Linked DNA regions of Homo sapiens: region 2 is linked to region 1. The links are chromatin loops, found by intact Hi-C in ENCODE. Cell type or tissue: PC-3. All regions are shown on one strand.

Region 1 (8,000 bases):
CTTGGAGACCTTTTCTGGCCACTCTATCTAAAATTTCAACCACCTTTTTTCCAGTACTACATAATGCTCTTTCCCATTTAATTTTTCTTTTGATTTTTATCACTATGTGTTGCATTTATTCATTTATTGTCTGCCTCCTTTTCATCCCCAGAGTAAACTCCATGAAAGCAGAGGTTTTTTGATGCATGTTGTTCACTGTTATGTCCTCAGCACTCAGAAGAGTGCCAGAGTGTGGGCATATCGCAGGTGCTCAGTAGCATTTATTGAAGATGAAAGAATGAATGATGAATAAATGAGTGAGTGAATGGATGAATGAATGAGGGTGGAAAGGGTACTATGGCGAGATGATGAAGGGCCTTTATATGATCTGCTTGCATATTAGGACGTTTTTCTCTAGGCAATGAAACATTTTAATGTATTTACACAGTTCACTCTTTTCTAAAGACCAACTGGCTGATCTTCAGGAAATGTGACACCTAATTTGGTGACCCAAAAAGAAAGAGATAGAAGAAAATTTATTCCTTTATAGTTTTCTGGTTTCATCGTAAGTGGTTAAGTAGTATCTTGTCACTGATTCAAGCATTTTAAATATGTTGTGTTTGATTTAATGAGTTACCTCTTGATTAATTTGATGGTAATTTACTTTACATTTAGTGGATGTTTGCATTCTCTCTGCCCAGGTTCTGTGGTGGACTAATTAAAGACATAAAGAGGAAAGCGCCATTTTTTGCCAGTGATTTTTATGATGCTTTAAATATTCAAGCTCTTTCGGCAATTCTCTTCATTTATCTGGCAACTGTAACTAATGCTATCACTTTTGGAGGACTGCTTGGGGATGCCACTGACAACATGCAGGTGGGTATGGTTTTGAGGAGGACACAAATAGTACAGCCCAGATTGCCTTCCTCACCCCTACAGCTCAGTTAGAAGCAGATGGCCTTTCAGTTACTCAGCGTGATTTTCTTTCTTTTGCTGGATGCTGCATTTTACTTTGCTTCTGGCCTGCTGCTGTATTTCCAGCATTTTAGTAATTATAAAAATAGCTCGATGAAATCTGGCTTGAGTCACAAGTAGGGAAAGGAAGGGAAGGAAATGAGGATATACAATTCTATTTGGGCAAAAGCATATCAGCTGCTTTAATTTTGTACAGTGCACAAGGTTTAGATCTTCTACTAGTTTGACTATGTGGAACATATTCTGTTAAACTTGATGATTACACTTTCTTTGGGAATGTATGATTAGCTTAATTTTACACATGAGCAAATAGCTTCCAACCATTGAGCGATTTGCTCAAAGTTGGGTTTGCATGTTTACCAGTATAATTTGGTTTTAATGAATATAAGCTAACAGTTATATCTCCTGCAGGTGGACCTGATTCTCATTAAGCTGTAACGACTCTGGCTTGACTTATTTTGTATGATTAATTGTAACCACAATTAGTTGGTTACTTCTCAGATAGCATTATCTTCCTTTTGCAACAATAATAAAGTTTTGGTGATAGAAAAGATGTGTCTGATTCCCTCCACCAACCAGAAAAATATGTCCCAAATTACTTTTAGTTGGTCCAATCCTTTTCAGAAAAGCTATTGTGCTAGGTGATGAATACGAGTAGTGAATGAAGTTATATTCCTATGAAAAGGACCAGATTGAAGCCCTTTTCACACTTTTCCTTCCACTTTACTATATATTATTGTATAACCTATGTGGTATTCATAAGTGATGCCAGCCAGCTTATTTTTTTTTTAAATGCAGCTGATTCCATAGGATTGCTGTTTTTCTACTTTGGTTTTCTTTCCTGGGCACATGCATATTTTAGATTTTTGTCTAAATACAAAAATACTATGGAGATTATAACATCTATGTTGACCTAAGTAAAAAGGGAGAAATTATACAATTGTATTTTAGTTTGTCAAGTGCAGTTTTATCTTTTAGTTCTTATCTAGTACTGCATAGCATGTTACCCCAAAACTTAGAGGCTTGAAACAACCATTTTATTACTCTCTTTCATGGCTGGATGGTGGGTTGGCTCAGCTGAGTGGTTCTCTCTTTGGTCCCTCATTCACTTGCAGTCAGATGGCAGCAGAGGTTGAGGTCACGCAGCAGCTTCTTTACTCATGTGTTGGTGCCTAAGCTAGGATGTCCAGAATATTTGGGGTCTGGATACTCTCCACACGACTTCTCCACATAGCTAACTTGGGCTTTCTCACAGTGGGGGGACTGTGATGACGTCTAAGAGCTCATGCTCCATCAGAAAGAGGCAGTTGCCACTCAGCTTTGCTTTTTCCCACATAAATGTGTACGCAGTATTGCTTCATTTTCTGATCTTCAAAGAGAGGCTGAAAATTCTGATTCTTAGTGAAACCAGTGATTTTTAAATATTGGCAACTGATTAACATTTTAGGAAATAATATCGTGCTGGTCAAAGAACACATACCTCTGTGTTACCAGTGAGAGATCTGCAGCATGGGTTATGAGAACCAACTCTAATAGGACATAGAGATGAAATAGACAGAGCATGTTTTTCTCCTTTTCCCTCATTTGTAAGACAAAACTGAATACATTAAATTGTAGTAGTGATGTCAGTAATAGAATTTTTATAAAATTTGATCTATATCCAAGTTGGGCAGCTATTCTTCATCTAAATGACAGCGTAAGGATAACTAAAACAGATCGTTCAAGAAAAAAAATGGAGAAGATGGCACTGGGGAAACACCCTACGGCCAGCTTGAAGAAGTTAATACAGGCAACCACATGTTAAGAAAATAGAAGAAAGCTGTGATTTTGAGAGGGCGGTAAGAACAAAACTGTCTTCCGTCTGTCAGAATGTATAGAGACTTTCTTGTGTTGTGCAGATAATTTTTAAACTTTTTTTGATGGACATTCTCATTGAGATGGGGACATTGCAATATTGCCTATGTGTATTAGTTTATTGCCTTTTTTGAATTGAATTGTAATTCTTTGCAACCTCATAAGACTTGGCTTTACAATGCTGCATCTGACTGTAGAGAAGAAGTCTGTTCAGATCTGTTTTGATCCCTCCTAGATGGATGAACTTCTTTATGAGTAGGTTTTGGGAAAGTAGAGCACTCTATTATGTAACATACATAGTTAATTGGTATTTTTCTCCTATGTGATATATGACCTGGGAAAGGCCTTGCTGGTGGAATTAGCTATTTTCTGTGTTCTAAAGATTTCAAGAGGAACGTAAATACTTTCAGTGCTTCAGGATGTTAAGTAGTCCACTAAAATAACCATTTGCTGGATGTGACTCCTAAGAGCTGACTTTCAAATTTATGGGGAAATTTTCCAGATGTAATTTGATTATTTTATTAATAGATTTTTTAACCTCCATTGATAATTTCACTGAAACTGTGGATGGATTGTTTGAAAATACTGAAGAACATGTTTTTCACTCTCTTCCAAAGCTTTTTTCCTTTAAGAAACATATTGGCAATATCTTTCTCCTAGAATACAATTTTGATACATCTAGAAATTACAGTAAGTGGCAAAAACACTGAAAAAGAGGCATAGAAAATTAATGACTATGAATTTAAATTTGTTGAACCAAAACTTAACAAATATTAATAGTTTTATATATTTTAAGGACTAGGGAGTAAGGTGATTTAATGTGGAATTTAAGGTGGAAGATAATCTCTTGATTGAAAGGGTATGTACTTTACCGCACAAAATTTTTGATTTTCTGGCAGGAGAAGTCTTCTTGACCTGGGACCAGGATAAGGAAATATTTTGTAAATTTGGTGCTAAGGCCCAGGTCATTTTACAGGTCTATGGCAGAAGTTGATTCATTCCTTGCAAATATTTATGGAGTGTCTACTATGTGTTTGACACTGTTTTAAGTGCTGGAGATAAAGATAGATGAGCAAAATAGACAGGAATTCCAATTTTGAATCCCAGTTATAGTGTAGGGTATTGATGAAAACAGTCTTTTTCAGTCACCCCCAAGAGATACCAGTAGTGGGGTGTAGTGGGCTTATTTAGGGGATGAAGTCCTCTGGCTTCACTTGCTTTTCTAAACAGTAGACCAAGACTAAGCAGAAAAGCATTGGCAGAGCCTGAAATAATCTGCAGTTATGTCACATGCCTTCATAAATGTGGCAGTGGGTTATTCACAAAAGCACAGGCAGCTCAAATGAGTCAACTGAGAACAGTGTCCTTGCTTTTAAAGGCAGACAGCTCAGAGATGGTTCACATAGGGCCTTTATTGTCAGGCTACAAATAGACATGGGTGCTGGGTAGAAACGTGTTGTGAAAACACAGATGAGTCACTGCATGGCTGTTGTCTAAGCAAACTCTTCTGCCAGCTTCTGTTCAGAAGGTCTTGCCTGTTTGAAGCATTTATGTTAGAGCATATATATACACATATATAATTAGAAGCAGATTATTTTGGGAGCTATGTAGATTATTTCCCATGAAATTATGTTCAAAATAGAACAGTTGAGGCTACAGTGACTCTAAGTACAATCATACAGTTATAATGCTGACATAGATGATTGCATGAATTCACTAGCTTGGCGTACACATTTTGCCCATTAGGCTGCTCTGAGAGAACTCTGGGACTTACAGAATGGGTATTCACAAATTTCTTGTTAAATGTCAGCAGTAAACTTTAGCTACGGCTTCTTTGAGTAACTGAACCACTCAGCCAAGAGTTGACATTACATTCATCTGAGATGCAACCCTGGCTTGTGACTGTTTCCTTTTTTTATGGTACAGCAATGGAGGACTAGAACATAAGCTTTCCGAAGTCTGAGAATTATGTGACATTCTTATTTTCCTTTTCTTATAGTAAGTTCCACATTAATACTCTGGTCTCCTTGCCATATTGTCAGGTAAACAAAGGCTTTTCATCCTTACCATCCTAAATAACGTGTCCCCTTCATAACTAAACTCTCTGTAACCATGCATGCCAACTCACTACATTATTGCAGTCATTCCTCGATATCAGCAGAGGATTGGTTCCAGGACCCCCTTTCCTCCCATGGATACCAAAATTCATCGATGTGCAAATCTCTTTTACAAAATGGAGTACTATTTATGTAGTACCTTTGCACATCCATATACTTTAAATTATCTCTAGGTTACTTATAATGCCTAATACAATGCAAATACTATGAAATACGTTATACTATATTTTAAATTTTGTATTAGCATTTATTGTTATATTGTTATGTTTTATTTTTATTTTTTCCTATTTTTGATCTGCAGTTGGTTGAATCCACTGATGTGGAACCCATTCATATGGATGGGCCAATTCATTTATATTCTTGGTTGCCAAACAAGTATACTGCTTAATTCATGTAGCTACTTCTAATTAAATTGTTAAATGTCAGCATATAAATATATTTCAGTAGAATTTATTACTACTATTGGTTGTTCATTCAAAGTACTGTCTGAATGGAACCTATGCAAATTAAATCAACACATATTTATGGATTACTTAGTCTATGGGCAAGATACTTATATAAGGAATAATTTTTGATACCTTGTGAAAAGTCTTATATTATTTAAAAAATTGTTCCTTTTAGTGTTATGAGATACAGAAAAGTATTTTAATTTAAATCTACATTGTTGATTGTGAATGAATAAGCACAGTCTAGAGTGAAGACTGAGTGAAGAAAGTAATTTTAATTTTTTTCCAGGAGTAAATATAATCCTATTTTCACAAACCTTTTAGCAAAAGAATACAGTAAGATTTTTAGATTCTGTGAATTTTGTGATATTTATGGAGCTTAACAGAGCACATTTTAAGGGAACTTGTCTCATAATAAGGAACATTTATAGTTGCCATCTCCAAATTTGAGACTTTATTTTAACATAAAGCTGTGCTGAGAATATTTAATCAATCTGCTTAAGTTGGAACTATATCATTTCTTATTTACATGTGATGTTCCTTGATAAGATAGACAAATCTTTACAAAGCCTATTATGTGTAATTTATAACAGCAAGATTAAAGCAAATTGGTAATTGCTTTACTATATTGAGAATTGTACAAGAATTTCAATTTAGCTGAGTGTTGTACTTTGGCACCAAAATGCATTTCCTCCTTGAAGTGAAAATATAAGGTGACGTTAATCTACACTATCAACATATTCCAGTTTCAAAGTTAGGTAGAGATTGTCTGTTGGAATGACACAATTTTGGTAGGTAAAAATAAATAGACATATTTAGTGACAAAATAAGGATTCTGCATTACCTGGTTGCCTTTAAAACTTATTAGCTATTTCTTCTTTAAAGAAGCTTTAAATAATGTGCTTTGCTTCATGGGCAAGTTGTGAATTAAATCCTGTTTGATTGAGGTTAAGTAATGTGTATTTGGTGGGTTTTTTTATTTGAAAGACCTTTGTCACCCTATTTCCTTGATGATCAGAAAATGATAGTGATTTAGGCAGGGATGTGGGGAGTCTCAACTGATGCTAAATTCTAATTCTTATTTTGTGTTTGACTTGCAACTGTTTTGAGAATAAGATATAATTATGTATTGTAGAAAATTCCAAAAATCCAAAAAAATTACGTAGAAGGTAATTTTGCCCTTAAACCCATCAACCAGAATTGATCATTATTAACATTGTCATGAACACTTTCCCATACATCTTAAAATTCATGTGTATACAGATAGATTGACATAAAGGATGCTGTTACATAACTTTAGTATTTCATGGATGTCTTTCCACTTCAGTATGAATATTTAACATCATTTTTAATGACCACATATATTTATGCACATGATGCATGTGCTATTACTATAACAGAGCCCCTCTTAGTGGACTTTTAGTTTTTCCCAGTTTTTTATAAACAAAAAAATGTAGGTGATTAACTACATGTTTATTATCTGTGATTACCTTCCTAGGGCAAATTTCTAGCAGAATGATAGCAGGATGTGCTCATTTTATTTTTTGATATTTGTTTCAAATACACTACACAAGGCTATACCAGTTCATATGTCTACCAATAACGGACAAGGATGTCCACTTGCTTATACCCTTGTAAAAACAGAATTTTGTCCCATATTCTCATTTTTTGTCGTTCTGTGGGTTGAAAAATAATGGTTCATTTTTGTTTAATTCTAATTTCTTTGATTACTTAGTGAGGGTGAATCTCCTTTTACATTTTTATTGATTGTCTATACTTCTTTATACTTGTATCATTGGTATATTTTCCTTTTGGGGCATTAGGGTTTTTTTCATTGCCTTATGAGAACTCTTTGTATAATAAGGATATTTTCTCTTTGCTTGTGAGAAATATTACAAAACATATTTTTCTTAGGGTTACCATATGTCTTTTAACCTTATTTATGATTTCTTTTGCTGTATAGATCTTAATTTTTGTGTAGCCAAAATCGTCAATTTTTTAATAGTTTCTTCTTTTCATGATATATTTAGAGAGGTTTTCCCTACCCCAAGATAAAGGAAATATTTACCCACATATTTTAGTTCTTTTCTGTTTTCGTTTAAATTTTTTATCCATCTGGAATTGGTTTTTGTGTAAGGTTATACTGGCCTAATGTTTCCGATGATCCAGATACGTATTCACAGCTCTTCAAACAAAAAAAATATTAGAAAGCCCTCCATGTCTTGCTCATCCAGCCTATTAGACTTGGAACTCTTGGTAAGATTTTTGGCTCAAACTTTTCTTCAAGCAGGGAGATAATTCGTCTTTCAAGTCTTGCCTCTTTTTCATTTCCTGCTGGGCATTGTAAACAGAAATCCTTGCTTATGACGACAAAGTACTTTAGGCAGAGCGGGTGGCAATAAGGATTTGGCAGCTGTGATCTGTCAGGACAGAAATCACTGATTTATTGGCTGTAGCTACACAGGGGAAATAAAAAAATGAGGGTTGTATATCCAGTCTCCTTCCCCAATGTAGATGAATGGTCTGTGTGACCAATCGTTACTGATATTCTGAAGGAGAAGGGGAGGTACATCTCACATTTGGGGCACATGGGAATCACTTGGGGGACTTAAAAACATACTGAATCCCT
Region 2 (8,000 bases), 74 kb before region 1:
TTCCACGCCTTCACTCTGACTTCTTAAAATCCATCTTTCACAACTGCCAGAAGGATCTACGTTATGAACGCCACACATCACTCCCTCTGCTCAAAAACCTTTAGTGATGACTCTCTATCATTTTTAAACTCAGGTTCATGTTCCCTAGCCTGGCTAATACTTATAATGTCAAGCCTGAGTTCTCTAGCCTGTGGAATGCTTTTGAACTTGGTCTCTGCCTAACGCCCTAATCATCTCTTGCCATTCCCACTCTTGTACTACAAGCTCTTGTAATTTAGATTTCTATATACTTAGATCCCATGCCTTGCAATCTCTCTATCACTTATTCATGCTGTTCCAATTGCCCCCTCTTGATGTGACTAAATTTAACCTATCCCTAAAGCTCTTATGTCCCGCAGGAGACTTTTTTCATAACTCTCATCATCTCCTCCTCCTCCCATCGCACTGCACAAATAACTCTCCCTTATTTGTGCTCTCATAACCCCAACCCCCTTCCCCCATTGACTTATCATTATACAATAATACAAATATGTTTCCTTCATCATTGGCAAAGTATCTAAAGAGCTTGAGCAGAACCCATTCAGTTTTGTATTCTTGGTGCCAAACATAATGTCACACGCTTAGACAAACATTCTGAACAATAAGGTGGTTCCATTTTTGTTTTTGACTATTGGACAAAACAGAGTTTGGAGGGAACGATGACGAATTTCTCAAATTCATCTAGATTTCTTTATTTGTATGAATTAGTTTTTTTTTTCTGGTGGTGGTGATGGTGATATGTGGAGCTGTTACTGGGCCACAAATTGTGATTCCTCTTGCATAGATTGGGGCTTTTTTGAAGAAACTGATTTGTTCCTCATCCAGGGTCTAACATAGGGCCTGATACACAGACACTTCATAAATATTTGTTGACTAAATGGACACTTAACCTGAAAGGGAGAGAAAAGATGAGGTAACGTAAACCTAGAGCAGGAATGATTTTTCTAAATTGATCAGATTTTAGTCTTCATATCGCCCAAAAAACTGACCAGACACAGTGACATGAGGGAAGCTCTGCTGCTTTTCTGTGGCTGCTGATAGTAGTAGAATTTGAGAATTAGATTCTTTGGTTAGGGCCTTCGTTTCTTACTGTCTAGATCATTCTATCCATGACTGAGATATCACAAACAGGGCAACTATGACTACTCCAGCTATCATTTATTACACCAGTTCCCACAAAACATTTCTCTGAAGTAAGCATCACTCACTCCTTATTACAGATGAAGGAACTGAGGCTCAGTGAAGTTAAGTATTTATGGTAGTCATTAGGGCTATTCACCAATATTCCAGGTCTGTCTCTTTCTGGGCAGGTATGAGGACCCTACGTCTTCAACCCACTTGAAGTTAGGTGTGAGCTCATGACTTTCTTTGGCCAAGGAAATGTGAGCAGGAGTAATAGAGGTCATTTCCCAGGAAAGCTTTAAAGAGAATGGCTGCTCCATGCATCTGGGTCCTGGCCTGAGGACATAAATGCAGAACCAACCCCCAGCCAATCCACAATGGTTATTATCATGAGTAAGAAATAAATCACTGGTGTTTTAAGCCATGAGAATCAAAGATTGTTCTACTGTAATCTAGCCTATCTGACACGGAGTGTTTGAGGTCACTCAGTTAGTTGGGGGGAACAGGGTTTGAACTTGGGGGTTTAGACTCCAGATGGCACATTTCCTTGCTATTCCTCCCTCTGCTTCTTGTTCTCTCTACTCTCAGGTTTCCTTACTTCCAGCCACAGATGCTGCTCTTGTCTGCTCATAAGAAGTGTAGACACTGATGAGTCAGTATTTTACTGTTTCAAGTCAGAAAATGAAATGCCTGGTGTTTCTCAATGAAGGACAACAAGTCGGCATTCTGAAGTGTAATTTTCTGCAATGGTTCTGTTTTCTGAGACCCATTCTTATCAATCCCAGGAAACAGCTGGAGCACACTTACTATTATGGGCTGTGATCAGCTTTTGCCTCAGAAAGAGCCATTCACTGTGATGCAAGCAGTAACCATGGTTACAAATCGAAGTGCAGTCTTACTAGGTGAATGTAGCAGAGATTCAGCATCCTTTTCGAGGATGAAGAACAGGATCAATTCAACTATAATGACAAGCTTTTCCATCTGTAAATGTCTTGCTTTAAAAATCGATTCTTCTAGCACACATTTAAGCTAGGGTCTTGATTTTGGGAATTGCTGTAGGTTTCAAGGTTGAATTATTTCTCCATTTTCCTGAGAGCACCTTTGAATAATTTTTGTCTGAGTTTCTAGGGAAGTGTCTAGAGCCTGTAAGAAAGTGGCACTTCCTCTTACCCAGATAGTGGCTCAGGTTATATTTGTTATTATTATAATAATGACCAAGAGAGCTGTGACTGTTGTCTTCAGTAACAGTGATTATCGTAACCTCAGATTGGGAAGATTCCTTCTCCCTTTAGTGGCGATAATTTTATCATACCCAGTTATAGGGGTAGAGTTTTGGGGAGTATACTAATTCATTCAGATCATCAATTCATTCATTCATTTAAATATTTTTGAGTACTATTCTTTGCTCACTACTCAGCTAGGTGCTGGGAATTTACAATGATTAAGGCAGACACAGTCCCTATCTTAGAGAGCTACCAGTTAGACCTTTTTTTTTGGAGACACGTCTCGCTGTGTCACCCAGGCTGGAGTGAGGTGGTGTGATCTTGGCTCACTAGACTGTTTTTGTTTGTTTGTTTGTTTTTAACCAAGGAACAAGTGATGTTTATGATAACTGGACTAGTTTACTGGATAAAGTGGAGCTTATCCTGAACAAAGTGAGAAGTGCTTGTAGAGAGAGTGGTTCACATCTGAAGGAGGAGAATGAGAACGTAGAGACCGTCGAGGAGGTCGTTAGGTAGTGAGAGATCTAGACATGGCCATAGGAGTGTTGATTAAAGGAACTGGAGAAAAGGCAGCTTAGTTAGTTCATGAGAGCTCCCTCAATACAAATATTTAGAGGAAAGTAGACTTTGGGTGATCATTTTAGTGAAGAAGATATTTTATTGAGACTCCTGATGTTTTTGGTTAAGGAGTGAATGTAATTTTTATAGTTCATTGATTTTCCAAAAAAAAAAAATCAATGATGTGATCGAAGTTTTAGTTTTCCCAGTTTCAGGCTGGCGAAGGCCTGTTGGTGAGGATATAGTCCTCTTATATGAGGAAGCAGGGTTTTTTCTTCAAAGGACCTTTGTACACTAGTTTTATTGGGAGGGATGAGGACTGCAGGGACCAATGAGGGCCTTGTCATGAACATTCTAAGCTAAGCCTGGGAACATATGAAGACATACATTATTTCTAAGGTGACTAATAGAAGCTATACATATTTAAGTGAAAACTAGCTTTTTCTGAGCATCTGTGTACTTGGGTTGGCACTCTGAACACAATCCTCACGCTTTTTCTTGGTCTGTGCAAATGCTACTGCTTACCTGGGATATTGAAACAGTTTACCACATAAAAATGAGCTTTATTAAAATGAAATGGATCACTTCATTAAGTGGCAGGCTTCCTGTCACTCAAAGTATGTAAATGGATATTAGGAGACTGGCTATGTATAATGTTATAGGAGGGAAACTGCTTGGATGAGAAGTTGGTTAGATGAGTTCCAGTTGCCCTTTAACTCTGTGATTCTATGAGCCACATCTACAACATACCCAGTCTCCAGAGAACCCACCTTGTGGGGTATCTAAACTCATTGTTCCACTGTGTTGTGTTCCTGGTCCAGAGATAATGTACAACTGTGGGAAAGTTCTAGTAGTGCTGTACTGGGGGAATTTCTGAAGCCAAAGTTTTGATACTGATTCTGATATGAATTTCTTTCTCATTCTTTGCTTTTCTCTTTACCTTGGTTCAGCAGAAAATGGATTTTTTTAAATGCACCTTTGCCCACTGGCTTAAGCAATCTTTAACTAGTATAACTAGGCCCAGTGAAGCATTCCCACAGCTTTTTTTGCATGGTGATTCATATATTTTACCACTTGCTCTTTTTTTCCTACCGAATTCATTCTCCACACTGCTTTAGTAGTAAATATAGGAAAGTATATATTGCCTTCAAATCAGAATGACAGATACTAGAATGAGCTAAGACCATACTTTCCTCAAGAGAACATTAGAAATTACCATTAAAGAACTTTCTATATCCGTGATGTATATACATAAGTAAGCGAGGTACTTACTGCATTGATTTCTTAAGTAAATAATTACTAATGACCTATGCAGTAAGTGAGACATCTAACATTTTTCCTAGAAGCTCTTGTATTGGTTTGCCTAAAGTCATCACATACCCTCTGTATGATGAATAACAACTACATTTAGGTCTCACTCCTTATTTCTTAAGTCAGCTCAAGATTTCAACCCCCACCTCAGGATATGAATTAGAACTGCAACCTCTCAGTTCTCTGAACTCATTTTCTTAGACTAGAAAATTACAAATGGTGAGTATATGGGATCGCACCATGGCAAATGTAGTTTACTGTTTCGTAAGGATCTTGAGTTCAGAGGGATTTATGCACATGATTACAGGGCAAAGGGAAAGAGAGGAAAACTAACATCTATTGAACAGCTGAGCAAGACACTTCCACATGTGTTTGCTTGCTTAATCCTTATGACATCCTGATAAGATATTTTTATTTCCATTTTACTACCTTTTCTTATTTTGTCTTTTTTCATGATATTAATAACATATTGGCATAATTCTTTTTATATATGTCTTTATGGATCCATTAGGCCCATCCAGAAAGGAGACGTGTGAGCCACCATGCTGTCTTCTCCTCTACTGCCCCCGCTCTGTCGCCTTCCAGTCAGAAAAATAATGCCTGTAGCAGGTAATGTTAGGCAGGTCTGTGTTGCAGAGCCAAATATCTTCACCAATGAGACTTCTTAGAACTAGATAACTTGATGTAATTTAGGAGTAGCACAGTATCAACCAAGAGCTGCAAGCATCTCAGTTCAGCTTGGGCTTTTCAATAAGAAGGAAATCCTGTGGCTGTCATAGCTCTGAACAGAATTTTCCAGAGTAACTCTAGGATCACTTGAGGTCCTGAAGCTATCACATCATTTGGACCCTAGATGGCACTTTAGCTGAATTGCGTAATTAATCTCTCCAAGGGGGAGAAAATGAGTATATGAGCAAGTGCACAATGGGACAGGTTGTACCCTACCTCTCTTCTTTCTCAGACTTACAGCACTTTGGTCTACAGTGTCTTCAGGGTCACTTGGGTGAAAGAGGCATTATGGGTCCAGAGGTGTTTGTGCTCTTCTTTTCTGGAGGCTACTGCTAGAGTTGTGGGTGTCCTATAGTCATTGATTGCTAAGAGTGTATCACTTAAATGAATGTGCAGTCAGCAAGACCTGAGGAGTTTACTGCATGAGGAAGCCAATTGAATGGCCTTTTCCCAAGTCATGTTTTGTGAGCTGTAAATCTAGAGCAGTGAGGAGGGGGCTTGAACCCAGGAGGTTGCAGTGAGGCCAGATCACGCCATTGCACTCAAGCCTGGGCGGCACAGCAAGACTCCGTCCCTCCCACCAAAAAAAAAAAAAAAAAAAATTACCTCATTTGTACACCTTTTTCCTTCAAATACATTTGTATTATTATTTCTAATCCATTATTAATTGCATTTGTAATTTTAAGTAGTAAACCTATGTCTCTATTTTTTATAATTTGCTACAAAAACCTATTTTTGTAGCAAATATTGACAGGGTCTTTTGACTTCTTACCTTGTGAAAAAAGGATGTAGGAGCATCACACACAGGGACCTGTTGGGGAGTAGGGGGTTAGGGGAGGGATAGCATTAGGAGAAATACCTAATGTAGGTGACAGTTTGATGGGTGCAGCAAACCACCATGGCACGTGTATACCTATGTAACAAAACTGCACGTTCTGCACATGTACCCCAGAACTTAAAAGTATAATAATAAAAAATTTAAAAAGTAGAAAAGAAAAACTAAAAAAAGAATGTTAGCATCCCTACTCTTTGCTGCCCCTCTTTTTGCTGCTTCCCTTCTAGACTTCTGTCATTGGTGCTTGTACTTTTTATTGTCAATATAGGTTAGATTTATATATATATATATATATATTTTTTTTTTTTTTTTTTTTTTTTGAGACAGAGTTTCACTCTTGTTGCCCAGGCTGGAGTGCAGTGGCATGATCTCGGCTCACCACAACCTCTGCCTCCCAGGTTCAAGTGATTCTCCTGCCTCAGCCTCCTGAGTACCTGGGATTACAGGCATGCACCATCCGACCCGGCTAATTTTGTATTTTTAATAGAGACGGGGTTTCTCCATGTTGATCAGGCTGCTCTCGAACTACTGACCTCAGGCAATCCGCCCACCTCAGCCTCCGAAAGTGCTGGGATTATAAGCGTGAGCCATCACGCCCAGCCTTTAGATTTATATTCTTGTCTCTTATCTATAAATTTTGTGCTTTCTCTATCAGTTTGTTCTAATGTTAGAAATACATGAATAGAATTTATATCATTATGACTATATGAATATGGTTTACCCTAAAGCTGTGTAATGAACTGTAAGTACATTTTCTTTTGGGTAGTTTTTCTTAAATATGGAGTTTTAGATTGCATTTTAAAAATTGCCTATTGTTACTACATTCCTAAGCTCTTTCAATATCTCAAGGATACTGATACACCTATGGAATCCCTTGATATCTCCTTGCAGATTCGCCCCTCCTGTTAGCTCCTCTCTTCCCTATGTTGCCCTCCTGCTTTACGAGACTGATTGCTTTCCACATCACTGCACAGTGGACATTCTGGCATTGACTTTCATTGTCATCCTGCGTTGGAGACCATATATCTCTTTTTTTCTTAGTTAATTCCCTCATTTTGCTTATCACACTGTCAGTAACTTTGTATAAAAGGACAAATTAAGGTTAAAATTTTTTGGAGTTTTTTTTTTTGGCCCCAGCTTTTCTATATATATTTTTTTCATGCTCAATTGATGATTTGGAAGCATATAGAATTCTTTATTGAAGACAATTTTCTTCCAGTCCTTTGAAATCATGTTCCCATTATCTTCTACCATTCTGTTTTGCTTAAGAGAATTCCAAAATCTGTTTCTTGTAGCTTTTCCTTTCTAGATAGAACACTTTTGGATTTTTATTTTCATCCTTAGTGTTATTAAATTTCACAATGATTCATCTGCATACAGGAATTTTTAAATTTTTTTTGGTTTATTTTATTTTTCCCTGGGTGTCCTTGTGATCTGAAGAAATATGTCCTTTATCTTTGGACTCTTGAATTCTCTTTGATAATGTTCTGGGATATTATATTCTCTTTGATAATGTTCTCTCTACAATTTTCCTTGTTCTGGCTTAGTAGAACTCCTAATAATCAGATATTGGGGTTCCTGGACCTCTTATCTATTCTCTTATGTTTTCTGGCTCTTTGCCCCTTCTTCCCATGCTCTTTGGAAAATTCTTGTTATAATATTTTCTAACAGTTTTATTGAGGTTTTTTCTTTTCTTTTTTTTGGCTGTATGTATAATCTCATACATATAGGTTTTAAGGTAATTATTGGTCTAATCTAAAATCTTTTCCTTGTTCTATTTTTCATAGCAGTCTCTTCATGTTTTGTGGATACAGTATCTTCTTAAATCTCTAAAAACTAATTAGAACTTTTATTTCAAGTTTTCTAAGTGATATTTCTTTTTTGGAATTCTTTTGCCTGCTTTTTTCTTTAAGGTATGGGTTTTAGTCTTTGACTTCCTCTCTTAAACCACTGATGGTGCTCAATTGTACATTTGTACTTAAAAAAGAATATTTGCTTTAATGTAAGCAGGAGGCATAATTCTGAGGGGTGCTCTAAGCTCAAGAATTCAGAAGACTTTGCTGTGAGATACAAACACCTGTGCTAATTGCCCTGGTCTTTTCTGGATACTTCTTGAGCAGAGCCCTGCAGTGTAAATGCTTTGGCTTCTGGGTATTCTGCCCAATGGGGTAGTGTTATACTTT

The links. Peaks named below come from ENCODE experiments on the same cell type or tissue, not always from the same donor. Only the 100,000 strongest peaks of a DNase experiment are listed, where the experiment ranks them.
Region 2: it touches region 1 in a loop (7-fold over the local background); 3 of 110 quality-filtered maps call a loop at or near these places.

Annotation. Positions count from the first base shown.
Region 1 is chr4:71,452,815-71,460,814 of GRCh38, forward strand. SLC4A4 (solute carrier family 4 member 4) reads left to right here. Exons shown (of 26, transcript NM_001098484.3): 12 at 681-855. Among named protein-coding and RNA genes, the nearest start is that of SLC4A4, 270 kb to the left of the region's middle. In PC-3, no CTCF peak of the experiment used is centred here; a DNase peak (open chromatin) is centred at 4,207; H3K27ac peaks cover 618 bases.
Region 2 is chr4:71,379,079-71,387,078 of GRCh38, forward strand. All of the region lies in intron 6 of SLC4A4 (solute carrier family 4 member 4), which reads left to right. Among named protein-coding and RNA genes, the nearest start is that of SLC4A4, 200 kb to the left of the region's middle. In PC-3, no CTCF peak of the experiment used is centred here; a DNase peak (open chromatin) is centred at 4,303; H3K27ac peaks cover 1,199 bases.